Regions from separate parts of the Homo sapiens genome. Here region 2 is linked to region 1. A link is an interaction called in ENCODE POLR2A ChIA-PET data of the cell type or tissue named here. Cell type or tissue: OCI-LY7. All regions are shown on one strand. Links, peaks and the distances in the headings refer to the core of each region. The heading gives the core; the rest is flanking DNA.

Evidence for each region. Peaks named below come from ENCODE experiments on the same cell type or tissue, not always from the same donor. Only the 100,000 strongest peaks of a DNase experiment are listed, where the experiment ranks them.
Region 2: POLR2A ChIA-PET joins it to region 1 with 7 read pairs; 2 of 35 experiments call an interaction of 5 or more read pairs at or near these places.

Annotation. Positions count from the first base shown.
Region 1 is chr2:200,691,503-200,699,368 of GRCh38, forward strand. It overlaps the pseudogene AOX3P-AOX2P and the pseudogene AOX3P. Among named protein-coding and RNA genes, the nearest start is that of LINC01792, 40 kb to the right of the region's middle. In OCI-LY7, for the core only: no CTCF peak of the experiment used is centred there; DNase peaks (open chromatin) are centred at 3,889 and 4,249; H3K4me3 peaks cover 1,769 bases; H3K27ac peaks cover 3,206 bases.
Region 2 is chr2:200,547,165-200,555,030 of GRCh38, forward strand. All of the region lies in intron 5 of SGO2 (shugoshin 2), which reads left to right. Among named protein-coding and RNA genes, the nearest start is that of SGO2, 25 kb to the left of the region's middle. In OCI-LY7, for the core only: no CTCF peak of the experiment used is centred there; no DNase peak of the experiment used is centred there.

The DNA.
Region 1 (7,866 bases), core at 1,674-5,673:
TTGAATCTATTTTATTGGCTAGATCACTGGGTCAGATAAGCATGGAGAAAAGACCAATGCTAGATTCCCAGACTGAAATAAATGGAGGGGCCATAGCTTCTCCACTGAAGAATTCTTCAGTGGAGCCAAATCCCTGTGACTTGGTGGCAACTCAGTGGATATCGTTCTAACTTAGGAGGCGCCAGGGGCACCAGGGTTTTCAGTCCTCCCTGGGGTAACCTGCTCCCTGCTCCTCCCTAGTCTCTGAACCATAGCACACCACCACTGCTGCCACCACCACCACCATAATCATCATCATCATCATCACCTCTAGTGGTATTTTACAACTCCAGGATTCTCTGATTTTTCCATTCTTGTTTTCTTCTATAGAGTTCATTTTGCTGCCAAATGAATGGGGAAGGTAAATGTTGCTTGGATCAAGAGAAAAGCAGGCCCTAAGAACAAAGCAAGTATAAGTCTTTCTTTTTCTGCCCTCTTTTACCTGTTTTATGACCATGAACTCCATTATCAGAATGCATAGCCTCAAATTCTGATTCCACTATCATGGAAACCTTTTTTAAACCTTTGTTTCTCTATCTGTAAAATGGGATTATGACTATAAAGTGTAAATTATATCATGTCTGTAAAACACAAAATATCATGCTGACCACATACTGTCTGGCCTCTGCGCAGCCCTTTGATCTATTTCGATGAACCCCTGACTATTGGGGCTTGGGGTGTTGGTGCAAGAGGCTTTTGGAGTTCTAAGAACAATTATCTTTCTCTCAGTCCTTCTATTCCTTTCCTTCCGTTTTCCCCCAATCGCTGCAAACCCAAGTCTATCTGGGAGAAAAGGACCCCACATACAGGGCCTGCAAGATATAGTAATTATTCAAACATGGCACCAGCATGGTGACACCAGCCTTGGCAAGATGGAACCTAGCTTGAATCCTAGCTCTGTAACTTTCCAGCTCCAGTTTAATTTCCTCCTTGGTATAACTGGGATAATATTTCAAGGAAATTGTTGGGAAGGCTAAATCATAGACATAAATGAGGTGCTGAAAGTTCCAAGTACAGTGACTGCACATAATAATTGCTTATTGAATGCCAGTTTTTCCTGGTAACTGATGTTCAGAATTGTCCTTAGAGCCAACTTTGGCAAGAGATGGCTCACAAAAGCTGTAGAAATTAGAAAATGTCCAAGAAATTTAAAATTTCTGTGTATACATTCTTTGACCCAGCAATTTCACCACCAGGAATCTACTCTAGGGGAGTAATTGAAGGTAAGTCAAATATTTATTATATACATAGATATTTGTCACAATGTTACTTATAATTACAAAAAAATTAGAGATAAACTAAATGTCCAACAATAGGGGATTGCTTAAGTATTTCATGGCATAACCATGTGATTGGAATTTATACTATCTTGGAAAATCTCTTTTGTGCAATATTTAAAGAATTTGAAAATAAAAATGGTTTGAAGTGAAAAAATTTAAAAATTGAGCACTCTGATACCAGATTTATAGAAAAAATGTATAAGCATAGTATAATCTCATATATACAGAGCAATTATAAAGAGTGGACGGAAATACACATAACATTGATAGTGGTTATCTCTACTTCATATGAAGTAATTTTATTCCCTTCTGTAGATTTTTCAGCAATTCTACATGATGTTTTTACATGAACATGCATTAATTTTATAATCATATGCAAAAAAAGTTTAAACAAAAAGAAATTCCTATGGATGGTACAGTAATTACAGCAGAAATACAATTCCCTCTAGAATCCAAATTTGCTTGATTCCTAGTTATATTTGAAAGGGTAGGGGGGACTTTAAAGACTGGTATAGACTGTTTACCCAGTGGACATCAAATATCACGGCCTGGAGTTACAGGAGGGTCAGGCCTCCCCCCAGCATTTGCAAGCGCAAAGCAAGAATATAAGGAGAAGACATCTCATTCTCTTCTCTTCCCACCCCAGTTCTGTTCCACATTGCTGGCATCACAGATTGAACACCCAACTCACCTGTCCAAGCTCCATCCATTCCCCAAACAGCTGCCCCTTGGCCACAGCTCAGGCCTAGGGGTGAGCTTCTAGATGGGTATCTGTCCTCTCTGGGAGGAGAGACTGCAGCAGAGGCCCACGTGGGCTGTGGAAGTAGATTTCGGGCCTTTTGGGAAGGAAATTCTGAGGCCATGAGTGCCAACAGCCTGTGGCTCAGCGATGGGGTACAGGCTGTTGGTGGAATGTCCCTTAACCCTGGGGTCTCCTTGCTCCTTGGAGATGGGCATGGTGACAGGGGGCCCAGCAACCTAGGGCCAAAGGGCAATACTGGGAATGGGCTCCTGGAAGCAACATTTGATGCCTCTGACACCAATAGAAATGTAAATAAGAACAAACTCCAGGATGGGGGCCTCATCTCTCAGAGGCATAAAAAATGACATTACAAAAAAACCTAGTATGGTACTTAATTTAAACATTACTCATTCTTCAGCTATTATTTTCCCTACTTCACCTCCCTGCAACGCATCAACTAATCATGCTGAAGTCCCAATAGAACTGGTAAACTGTACCAGCTGACAGTCAGAGCTGGCTTGGGAGGTTCTCGGCAGATCTGTTAGAAGCCATTTCTTACTTTAAGCTGAGATCTGCTGTCCTGCCACTTCCACATATGGGCTAACCCTGGGTAGACCTGTCCCTCATCTATGAGACAGCCCTTCCCATAGATGCAGCTGCTTTCATTCCCACTCGCTCTCTGCATTCATCCTCCCTGTTTCCTTTGTAGCTAAATTATCTGCATGCACTTTCTTCACCTAATGACTCATCCATTCCTGAGACTCCAGGTGACATCTCCATATGTTTTCTGAATCCATTTCTACTTCTGCTCTCTTTTCTGACCCTTCCCTTACATACCTGGTTCTGAGTTCATCGTAACCCTCACCTTACTCCACTAAACAACTCTCTCCTGACTTCCATATTAATGCTATTGGTACCCTTTTGCTTTTTCTCCCCTAGAGCCAAGGCTTGATGCTGGGCTCATGTAGCGGTCTGCAGGCTCATCTGTCCCTTGTCCTCTGCACTTGCACTCCCTGAGTCCAGACCATCTTCAATTACACTGCAATTATTACAACAGATTCTCTATACGGTCACCTTCCTTCCAACACCTCCCATGCAACCTAACTCATAGCAGGGTCTCAAATTTCCCAGAATTGCTTAGGAAGCTTCTTCAAGATGTTTTTGCCTGAGATTCCCCTCCATTTTACTGGATTAGAACCACCTGTAGTATGGCCCAGGACAAGCTCTGAACTTTTACAAACCTCCCCAGGTCATGGATGCGACCAGTCAGCAGGCCTGGAATTGGGAACTACTACATACCACAGTCAAATTCATCTTCTAGAAATATTGGTTCAGAAACTCAGAGTAACTCTCCCAGGCCCCAGAATTCTGTCTCAAATCTGAGGCCTGCTTTGAAGACTTTCCACAGTCCTGTCTGCCTCTCCCCAGTCTCCTACTAGCCTCCCCTGTGTCGCCAAGAGGATCTGCTTGACTTCTTTCTACACCCAGGGAACAGCTTCCCATCTGATTCTGTGCTGGTTCCATTCCCTGTCCTCTCCCTCCTCCCTCCCTTGCTCCTGAGGGATGGGAATGGTGAGAGAGGGCCACAGGACCCAGTGACCCAGGGTCTAAGGGCAATACCAGGAATGGCCTCCTTGAAGCAACGCTGGATGCTTCTGACACCAATAGAAAAGTAAGTAAGAACAAGCTCCCCCGGAGGAGCCTCTGCAGCCCTTTACTCCCTGGCTTCCTGGGGAGCTTGTGTTTGTACCACTCCTTGATGCTCAGCTCCTGCCACCCCTCCTTGCAGTTCATCTGTCTCCAGCTGCCAGTACAGAGCAGCTACTTAACAGCTGCCAGTTTCCTTCCGCTCCTCCCACCCCCGGCCTTCTCCAGCCAGAATGCAATTGCAGGGCTGGGCTGTCTCTCAGCACCCTGTGTCCCCAGTACCCAGTCCAGGCCCACCAGAGAGGAGAAACTCAACAGTAGGCTGTTAACAATCATGACACTCATCAAACTTTGACTTTGTTTTTACTGAAAAATTGAAACATTAATTTTTTCCCTTATGATTTGTACCAAATCGTATAAGAAAGAAGAATGTCAGCCTGTAGACCCAACCCAGGAACTTGCTATTTCCATCTGAACTAACGGTTATGTTCTTTCTTTTGATTTACTTCTGCTTTTATGCCAACTGCGAGGGAATAAACAGTCTCATCAGCCCATCTGCAGCTGTGCCTTTGCCACCTTCTGCCCCCAAGGAGGCCTTTGTACAACTGTCACCCTCAGGAACCTATGAAAAGCATTTTTCATCCCAGACTTGGCCCCAGGTGGACGCACCTTTTCCCTTATATTTCACCTCATGGAACTCCTCTCCCTCTGGTCCAGGGCAGGACCTTCGCACAGTCCATTCTGCCACACAAGCACCTTTATGAAGCCAGAAGGAAAAGCCAGGATGCGCGTGATGAGTAGGTAAGTGCGGTAACAGCCTTCCTGTCTCCCAGAGCAGCTCCGCACAGATTGACAGCATTTAACTGCCCCCTTTTCTTTTATTTTCTGAATATTTCCCTCAGGCATTCCTTGGACTCACCCGTATTTGTTTCACAAACTTCTTTTAGGAGACTTCCAAGTGCCAGGCACTGAGCTGGCCACTTGGGATACAGGAATGACAAACCAGTTGCCCCTAAGGAGCTCACAGGCCAATGAGGAGACAGACAGACCTGTCAGTAACCACCAGCAGCAGAACATGAAGAGGGTTATACATGGGACTTGCGACCCAGGCTCTGGGAGTATAGCGGAGAGCAAGAGTTAGGACACGGTGAGCATTCAGGGAGGCTTCACAAAGAGTTAAGCTGGAGATAAACTTCAATTATAAACACATGTTATCAAGATGTGACGAAGGAGAATAAATGGGACATGGAGAGGGAATTCTAGGCAAAGTAAAAGTCATGTGCATTGGTCTGTGGCTTTGCAGAATGTGGGAATTAAAAAGAAATCAAGCAATTCCAAATGATAAGGACATGTCATGTTAGAGAGTTGACTATGACACCCACATTCACCCCATAGTAGGAGGCTGGAAAGGAAGGTGGAGGCCAGGAGGTGGGACTTTAATTCAGATTGGATGGGCAGGAATTTTTTGCACAGGTAAGGGGGAGCCATTAAAGGACTTTGAATGGGGGAAAGTCATATCATATTTACTACTGTGAAAGATCCCTCTGGCTGTTGTATGGAGAAAAGATTGGGAGGAACACAAGTGAATGCAGGGTAACAGATGGTTACCACAGTGGCCCAGGAAAGGGTGACAAGAAGGAGGGTCAGGAGTGACTCCTAGACTTAGCATTTACATAGTAAGAGGCTGAGTTATGGATTCTGGAGTAGAACCACCTTTCAGGGGACAGATCAGGAATCTGGATTTTCACATACCAGTTTAAGATCCTTTTAAGAAATCCAAAGGGGAGTATCAAGTAGGTAGTTGAAAGCTCAGAGGAGAGGTCAAGGTGGGTTGTATAAATTTACATTTGATCATTGAGATCAAAACCAGGAGTACTGATGAGGGTGTAGTTGAGAAGAGACCCTGGGTCTAAGCCGGTGGAATTTCAAAGGCTCACGAATGGGTATTAGAATAAGTAGACCCAAGGGACTGAGAGTGAGAGGGTGGCAAGGGGGTGCAAGATTCAGAAGACTGGGGTATTCCGGAAGCAGTGGAAGAGTGTGTTTAAGAAGGAGATTTGTCAGGTCCGGGCGCAGTGGCTCAGACCTGTAATCCCAGCACTTTGGGAGGCCAAGGCGGGTGGGTCACCTCAGGTCAGGAGTTCGAGACCAGCCTGGCCAACATGGTGAAACCCCTCTCTACTAAAAATACAAAAAATTAGCTGGGCATGGTGGTGCATGCCTGTAGTCCCATAGTCCCAGCTACTGGGGAGGCTGAGGCAGGAGAATCACTTGAACCCAGGAGGTGGAGTTTGCAGTGAGCCAAGATCGCGCCACTGCACTCCAGCCTGGGCAACAGAGTAAGACTTCATCTCAAGAAAATAGAAGGAGATTGGTCAAATACAGCAAGTGTTGAGAGACCAAGTGGGATGAGAACTGAAAATACTGATGCAGATGTCGCTGTTAATCTTCACAAAAGCAGTAGGAGTGTGTTGAAGATAGAGAAGGAAAGAAATGAAGTCTGTGATGCAAAAAGAATTTTGCAAAATCTTTGCAAATTTTGCTGAGGGAGAGGCAATGGAAAGGGCAGTAGATGGAGGGGAACTGGGGACGAAGTTTGGGGTTTTGGCCTTCTTTATTAGTGGAAGGAGCTTGTGTAGTTTTAAATGTTGTTGGTAAGCCAAGCATGGTGGCTCATACCTGTAATCCCAGCACTTTGGGAGGCGGGAGACAGACAGATCACTAGAGCTCAGGAGTTTGAGACCAGCCTGGGAAACATGGTGAAATCCCATCTCTACAAAAAGTACAAAAATTAGCCCGGCATAGTGGCACACATCTGTAGTCCCAGCTACTCAGGAGGCTGAGATGGGAGGATTTCTGGAGCCTGGGATGGTCAAGGTTGCAGTGAACCAAGATCGTGCCACTGCACTCCAGCAGGCAATAGAGCCAGACTTTGTCTCAAAAAATAAAATTAAGTTAAATTAAACTAAACTAAAATAAATAAATTAATGTTGATGGGGGAGAATAAAATTAAAAGGCAGGGGCTGAATGTTTAAGAGATGGAAGAGATGAAGTCTAAAGCAATGATTAAGGAATGCCTTCTTCATTTCTTTCACTGAAACAATCCTTCCAATTCAAGAGGATCACCCTGTGCTCCCACAGAACTCTGTCCTTCCCCTATAGGCTATTTCCATTCCCAGTTGACTGCCTATTTACTCCCTAGGTTGTGAACTCAAGCCAGCTCCACGAGGGCACTGTTGAGTGCTGCATTCACCATTGTGTCACAAATGCCTAACACAGTGATTCTCAACGTTTTTGTCTCAGGCTGCTTACACCCTTAAAATTATTAAGGACCCCAAAGAGCCTTGTTTATGTGGATTTTAAATATTGACATTTGTAGTATTTGATATTAAAACTGGAAAAGCATTTTAAACATTTATTCATTCGTTAATTTATTTAAAAGTAACAAGAGTAAACCCATTGCACATTAGCGTAAATAACATTGTTCATGAAAAGTAACTATATTTTTCCACAGGAAAACCAGTGAGAAGAGTGGCATTGTTTTACATTTTTGTAAATCTCTGTGATACAGGCTTAAAAGAAGGCAGCTGGAATCGTGTTATCTGCTTGTGCATTCAGCCAGTTGTGATGACACACGTTAAGCACCCTTTGTAAAGTTCTGTACACTCATGGGAGAATGAGAAGGATGAAGGCAAATAATCTCTTTCATTACAAAATAATTTTGACTTTGGGGCCCCTGGAGGTTTTATGGGGACCTCTATGTATCTCTAGACTACACTTTGAGAAGCGTTGGCCTCCCCTGATGAGAGGAACACATGCATTATTTCATTAATCAGAGTTGTAATCCATTCCCAGGGGCTCCCATCTCTCTGTCATCTTTCCAGCAAATCACATAACTTACAGCAACATTTACAGAACCTTATGATAAGGCAATTCTCACGTAGCTAATCTGCCTTTAATTATTACTCAATTTCCAGCAGCCTCTCCACCATGATTTTTGTTCAGTGTTGAAATCATTCAAAGTGAAATCATCTATGAAACTGGAAAATTCCACCAAAAGATCTGCCCTCTCAATAGCTCCCACAATGAACAAAATAATTTTTCATAAAGTATTTTTGCAGGGGTATCATCAAAGTTAATTTCAGATGAATTAAGCAA
Region 2 (7,866 bases), core at 1,884-5,883, 140 kb before region 1:
GGGGCAACAGACTTCTCCACAGAAACCATGCAGGCCAGGAGGGAGTAGAACAACATTTTCAAGGCACTCAAACAACACCAACGACAAAAAACTGACACCCAAGAATATTGTGTCCAACGAATTGTCATGCAAATTTAAAGGAGAGCTAAAGTCTTTCACGGATAAACAAAAGCTGAGGAAATTCACCACCACCAAGGACCATCTTGTGAGAAATGCAGAAGGGAGTTCTTCAATCTGAAAGTAAAAAACACTACCATGCAAAAGGAAACTTTTTAAGGTATAAAACCCACTGGTAAAATTAAGTACACAGACAAACTCAGAATCCTTTGTTAACTGTATTTATGGTGTGCAATCCACTCAAACTCTAGCATGAAGCCCAAAAGATAAATTTATCAAAACTATATCAACCTGTTAATAGATAATATAAAAATATGTAAATTGATACAACTAAAAGACAAAATGTTGGAGGGTGGAGTTAAATTATAGAATTCTTTTGTGGGTTTTCATATAAATTGTCTCAGTTCTTCAGTTAAAAGCCATAGAGTAGCTGAATGGATAAATAAATGAGACCTACCTATGTGCTCCCTTCAAGAAACTCACTTCACCTGCAAAGACACATATAGACAAAGTGGAGAAGGGCTGGAAAAAGATATTCCATGCAACTAGAAAACAAGAGCAAGAGTAGCTGTACTCGTAGCAGATAAGATAAACTACAAAGACTGTAAAAACTGGCAGTAAAGGAGGGTCACTATATGATTAAGGGGTCAATTCAACCAGAGGATATAACAATTATAAATATCTATGCACTCAACACTGCAGCTCCATATAAAGCCAACATTACTAGATGTAAAGGGAGAGAGAGACTGCAATACAGTAATAGTAGGGGGCTTTAACATCCCACTCTCAGTAATAGACAGATCATCCAGACAGAAAATCAACAAAGAAACAGCATAAACTGCACACTAGATACAATAGGTCTAACTGACATTTCACCCAGCTGCTGCAGAATACACATTCTTTTCATCAACACATGGAAGATTTTTAAGAATAGACCATATCTTAGGCACAAACAAATCTGTACAAGTTCAAAAAAATATAAATCATATCTGGTATCTTCACAATGGAAGAAAACTGGAAATTAAAATGAGAGGAACTTTGGAAAATACACAAACAAATGGAAATTAAACAACATGCTCCTAAGCAACCAATGGGTCAAAGAAGCAAGTAAGAAGGAAATTGAAAATTTTCTTAAATGAAAAGGGAAATACAACATAGCAAAGTGTATGGGGTATGGCAAAAGCAATACTGAAAGGGAAGTTTATAGCAATAAATGCGTATATCAAAAAAGGAGAAAAACTTCAAATAAACAACCTAAAAATACATGTCAAGGAATTAGAAAAGCAAGAACAAAGCAAATCCCAAGTTAGCAGAAGAAATAATAACGATCAGAGCAGAAATAAATAAAATTGATACTAAAAAAGTATAGAAGATAAAATGAAAAGTTGGTTTTTTGAAAAGATAAACAACATTGACAAACCTTTAGCTAGACTGAGAGAGAGGACTATAATAAATAAAATCAAACAAGAGATGAGACATAACACCTCAGACCTCAGAAATATAAATAATTATTAGAGACGATTATGAATAATTATACACCAACAAATCACAAAATGTGGAAGAAATGAATACATTTTTGGACACATATAACCTACCAAGATTAAACCATAAAGAAATAGAAAACCTCAACAAACCAATAACAAGTAATGAGATTGAAGCTATAATAAAAACTCTCCCATTGAAGAAAAGCCCAGGCTGGGCACAGTGGGTCACACCTATAATCCCAGCCCTTTGGGAGGCCAAGGCAGGAGAATTGCTTGAGGCCAGGAGTTTGAGACCAGCCTGGGCAATATAACAAGATCCAGTCCCTACAAAATAAAAAATTAGCTGGGTATGGTGGCTAATCCTGTGAGGATTAATCCTGTCAGGCTAATCCTGTGGTCCCAGCTACTCAGGAGGCTAAGGTGGGAGGACTGTTTGAGCCTGGGAAGTTGAGGCTGCAGTGAGCAGTGTTCACACCACTGCACTCCAGCTTTGGTGATGGAGCAACACCCTGTCTCAAAAAAAGAAAAGCCCAGGACTTGATGGATTCGCTGCTGAATTCTACCAAAAATTTAAACAATGATTATGAATCCCACTAAAACTCTTTGAAAAGGAGGGAATACTTCCAAACTCACTCTACAAGGCCAGCATTACCCTAATACCAAAACCAGACAAGGACACAACGAAAAAATAAAACTACAGACCAATATCACTGATGAACATAGATGCAAAAATCCTCAACAAAGTACTAGCAAGTCAAATTCAACAACACATTAAAAAGAACATTCACCATGATCAAGTGGGATTCATGCTAGGGTTTTAAGGATGGCTCAGCAGACACAAATCAATCAATGTGATTCACCACATTAAAAGAAACAAGAACAAAAACTGTATGATTATTTCAATAGATGCCAAACAGCTTTTGGTAAAATTCAACATCCCTTTTTGATAAAAACACTTATCAAAATGGGTATAAAAAGAATATACCTCAAAGTAGGAAAGGCCATCTATGACAAACCCACATCTAGCATTGTACTTTGAAGACTGGAACAAGACAAGAATGCCCACTTTCACTGCTATTCAACATAATACTTGAAGTACTGGCCAGAGCAACTAAGCAAGAAAACAAAATAAAGGGCATCCACATTGGAAAGGAAGAAGTCAAATTAGCCTTGTTTGCAGATTGCCTGATCTTATAAAGACTCCACTGAAAAGCTGTTAGGACACATAAGGGAATTCAGTAAAGTTGCAGGATGCAAAATCAACATAATTAGTAGCATTTATATACACCAACAGTGGACAATCTGAAAAAGAAGTCGAGAAAGCAATCCCATTTATCATCGCTACAAAAAATATGAAATACCTAGGAATCAATCTAACCAAAAGAGGTGAAAGTTCTATAGAAGGAAAATGACAAAACTCTGATGAAAGAAATAGGACACCAAAAAAGGGAAGATATTCCATGCTCATGGATTGGAAGAATTAATACTGTTAAAATGAAAATACTACCCAAAGCAATTTACAGATTCAATACAATTTGTATCAAAATACCAATGACATTCTTCACAGAAATAAGGGGGAAAAATCCTAAAAATTTATATGAACCCGCAAAAGACCCTGAGTAACCAAAGCAATCTTGAGCAAAATGAACAAAGCTGGAGGCATCACACTACATGACTTCAAAATTTATGACAAAGCTGTAGTAAACAAAACAGCATGGTACTGGCATAAAAATGGACATAGATACCAATGGAACAGAGAACCTAGATATAAATGCACCATTTACAACCAACTCATCTTCTGCAAAGGTCCCAAGAACTTACAAAGGGATAGTGGTCAATAAATAGTGCGGGAAAACTGGATAACTATATGCAGAAGAATGAAACTAGACTCCTATCTCTCACCATACACAAAAATCAAATCAAAATGGATAAAAGATTTGAATCTAAGACCCAAAACTATGAAACTATTAGAAGAAAACATTGGGGAAACACTTCAGGAGTGATCTGGGCAAAAATGTCTTGTGTAAGACCTCAAAAGCACAGGCAACCAAAGCAAAAATAGACAACTAAGATTATTACATCAAGCTAAAAAGCTTCTGCACAGCAACGGAAACAATCAACAAAGTGAAGAGACAACCCATATAATGTGAGAAAATATTTGCAAACTGTCTCTCTGAGAAAGGATTAATAACCAGCATATATTGGGAGCTTAAACAACTAAGTAGCAAAAAAAAAAAAGAAAAAAGGGGAATCATATACTGGTAGAAATGTAAATTAACATAGCCACTATGCAGAACAGCATGGAGGTTCTTCAAAAAACTGAAAATATACCTTCCATATGATCTAGCAATTCCATTGCTGAGTATATATCCAAAAAAAAAGGAAATTAGTGTATCAAAGAGCTGTCTGCACTCCCATGTTTATTGCAGCACTATTCACAATAGCCAACATGTGGAATCAACCTAAGCACCCATCAACAGATGTGTGGATAAAGTATGGAAGATATATACACAATGGCGTATTATTCAGTCATAAAAATAAAATCCTGTTATTTGCAGCAACATGGACAGAACTGAGGCCATTATGTTAAGTGAAATAAACCAAGCACCAAAAGGCAAATATTCTCACTCATATGTGGGAGCTTAAAAAGTGGATCTCATGAAGATACATTTGTGGTTACCAGAGGCTGGGAAGGGGGAGAGAGGAATGAAAGAGAATTTTCATTATCACTGAACTGTAGACTTAAAAATGGGAAAGATGTAAGTCATATATGTATCTTTTACCTCAATACATTTTTTTAAAAGGAATATTTCTATTGATTGCAAGGTCACAAGGTGTTCTGTTCTAAAATTTTTATTATTTTCCCATTCATGTTTATATATTCAGTCTACTTAAGAATTTTGGGTATGATGGGAGGGAAGGGTCATAATTTTTTTTTTCATGTAGGTATCTTACTGACCTTGTATCATTTATTGAAGCAATCATCCTTTTTCCACCCCACTGCAGTGTCATCTGTATTGTAAATCAAGGAGACTGGATATGAATGGGTCTGTTTCTAAACTCACTATTCTATTATGTGAGTCCTTTTGTCAATACCACACTGTCTTAATTATTAGCTTTATAGTAAGTCTTGCTATTTGATAGTGTGAATCTCCATTTTATTTATTTTTATTCTTCAACATTAGCTTGGCTCTTTGCATTTACACTTGAATTTTAGAATCAGCTTGTCAGTTTACACACACACATACATAACCTAGAATTTTTGGCCAGGATTATGTGGAATATAGTTCAGTGCAGGGACAACGGACATTTTATAAAATTGACTCTTCCATCTATAAACATGATATATCACTCTATTTAGCTATAATATATATTCTCTCCATGTTTTGTAGTTTTTTTGTATTGAGTTATTACATATCTCAGATTTATTTCTATTCATTTCATATAGATACTTTTTTAAAATATATTTTTTGAGATAGGGTCTTGCTATGTTGTCCAGGCTAGATTCAAACTCCTACCTCAGCCTCCTGAATAACTGAGATTACAGTTGTGTGTCACAGTGCTCAGCTTTATTTTATATTCTTAAATGATATTCTGAATGTTACTGGGTTTTGTTTGTTTGTTTTTTAAGTGAAAGCAAGTTTACTAGTAAAGTTAAGGAATAAAGAATGGCTACTCCATAAGCAGAGCAGTGGTATGGGCTGTTCAACCAAGCTTACTTGTAGTTATTCCTTGATCATATGCGAAACAAGGGGTGGATTATTCATGAGTTTTCTAGGAAGGAGGTGGGCAATTCCTGGAACTGAGGTTTTCTCCCCTTTTAGACCATATAAGGTAACTTCCTGACATTACCATGGCATTTGTAAATTGTCATGGTGCTGGTGGGAGTGTCTTTTAGCATGCTAATAAATTATAATTAGCATATAATGAGCAGTGAGGTAGACCGGAGGTCACTTTTGTCACCATCTTGGTTTTGGTGGGTTTTGGCCAGCTTCTTTACTGCAGGCTGTTTTATCAGCAAGGTCTTTGTGACCTGTACCTTTTGCTGACTTCCTGTCTCATCCATTGACTAAGAATGCCTTAACATCCTGGGAGTGCAGCCCAGAAGGTCTCAGCCTTATTTTACCCATCCCCTGTTCAAGACGGAGTTGCTCTGGCTCAAACACCTCTGACACATCCGCACCCCCCCGCCCCCTTTTACAAGGGAACCCTTAATGCTAAGGGTTGTAGAGGGACGAAAATTCATCTTCTGTAACTTCTTCAGGCTGAATAGGGGTGATAATATTCCTGCCTAACTGTTAGGGTCTCTTGTATTTGGGTAGAGAGGAGCTCAGTCAGAAGGCAACAGTATGGTGAGGACCATTCATAACTCTTGAGTTCTGACAAAAGGTGATACCTGGAAGATTAATAAGTGCACCATTTCGGAAAACATTAAGGAAGCCCATACTGCATTCCTACACAAGGAGTACAATAGCAATATATTCTACAACAGTAAAACAAAATAAGTAAAATTATCCCAAGTAAACTAAATAAGAAGGCTTTCCATGAACTGGGCAATTGTTGAAACCAAGCTAATAGGGAGTCACTAACTGATTCCAATATGTGCCCAGAATTAGAATACTGATTGAGATTTCTACATTACCTATCCCTCTTGTTTCTTTTGAGCAACAGCCAGAGACCACTGATGGGTTCACAGGAATAAGCAGAGTCAGTCTAAATTGCAGAAAAAAACTCAAAAACAACTGATGAGACTAGAATCCAATAACAGGTGTATCATAGTGCTTGAAACATAATTTTCTTCTCTCTCCAGTATCACATTTTTACTAAAGACAAATCATAATAGAACTGATTTGTTTGCAAAAATAAGCTTTAGTCTTACACTTAGCCTGATTATTTGTATAAAGTGCAGCAAGAATAATTTTTTTAAACATAAGCTCTTTTTAAACTGGCTTTGATGGAACATTGTTCCATAAGGAATCTCAGATGAGACTTTTTTAAAGCCGAGCCCAGCCATGGGTTTGTACCCTCCGATACCTATAACTTGAGTAAATTCCTCTCTTCTTGAGGTCCCAAGATAACTTGGGGCTCCTGGGCCTGTCAGAAAATGACATTATTTACTTACCGCAGGTCAAGAAACCTGTACAGGGATTGTGTACACAAGGTATGAGGCCAGTTTTCCCAATGGGCCTTTATTGGCTCTCTAAGTCTAATTTGATTGCTTAAAGGAAAGCACACCATTCCAGTCAATGCCTTGGTAAAATAACCAGTTTTTCCAATTGTGTTCTGTTGCAAAAGAAAACAGATTCTTATTGTACTTATACAAACAACTATATTGCCATCAATTAAGAATATTCACAACTAGTTTTCAAATTCTAGAGAAATCAGGTAGAGAGAAACAAACATGCTCCAAATTTTGTTCACAGGAGTATACTGTACTCAATTTTTAAAAGCTGTAAATAGCTCAAAAGAAAAATTTTGTTGACACTGAAAAACTAAAGATCATCAACGTTTCAAGCAAAAAGCCAAAAAAGATTACTTCAGACTTACATTGGTTCAGTCCATGCAGTTAAATACTGTCCTATTTGATATTCATGAACATTTCCACTCTCCATGAGTACTGGAAGTTTTTTCCTCTATTCTAATGTCACAATCTCCAAAGTTACTAGAAACTTGCATTCAAGAGCACCTGTCAAAGTCCTATAGCTGATTATAAATTACCTTTTGAAGAGGATTAAAACAAGACAATTGTCTGTAGGTGACAAAAAGTCTTAGTTAGGACAACCATTATTAAAGCCACAATCGACAAGGAAATTTTGGTTTCTTCTATGACACACAACAATTTTACATAACAGTTATAATGATTAATAACATACACTAAGCCATATCAGAGTTACAGGAATTTTGCATAATTTTGGAACACATACCAGTAATATTTATATAAGCACAAAGAAAGGCAAACACTCACATTTGACAGTGCTTCCTGTAAGATTTTTATGCCAAATACGCCAAATTTCACCACTGCATTAGTGCATTATTTATGTCAAACTCAATTCTTAATAAAACCTTATACAAAAATGTATTCAATCTTAATCAGTTTGACCTTAAGGTAAGATTCTCAAACCTTTTACAACCCTTTATAAATTTTTTTTAAAGAGCAGATCAGTGCTCTAAGAAAAACCTGTTATGCTTTTATTCCAATGTTCAATTTATGGAAAGACAGAATAATACCCCTTTAATATGTTCTCACACACAACCTTTTTACAAG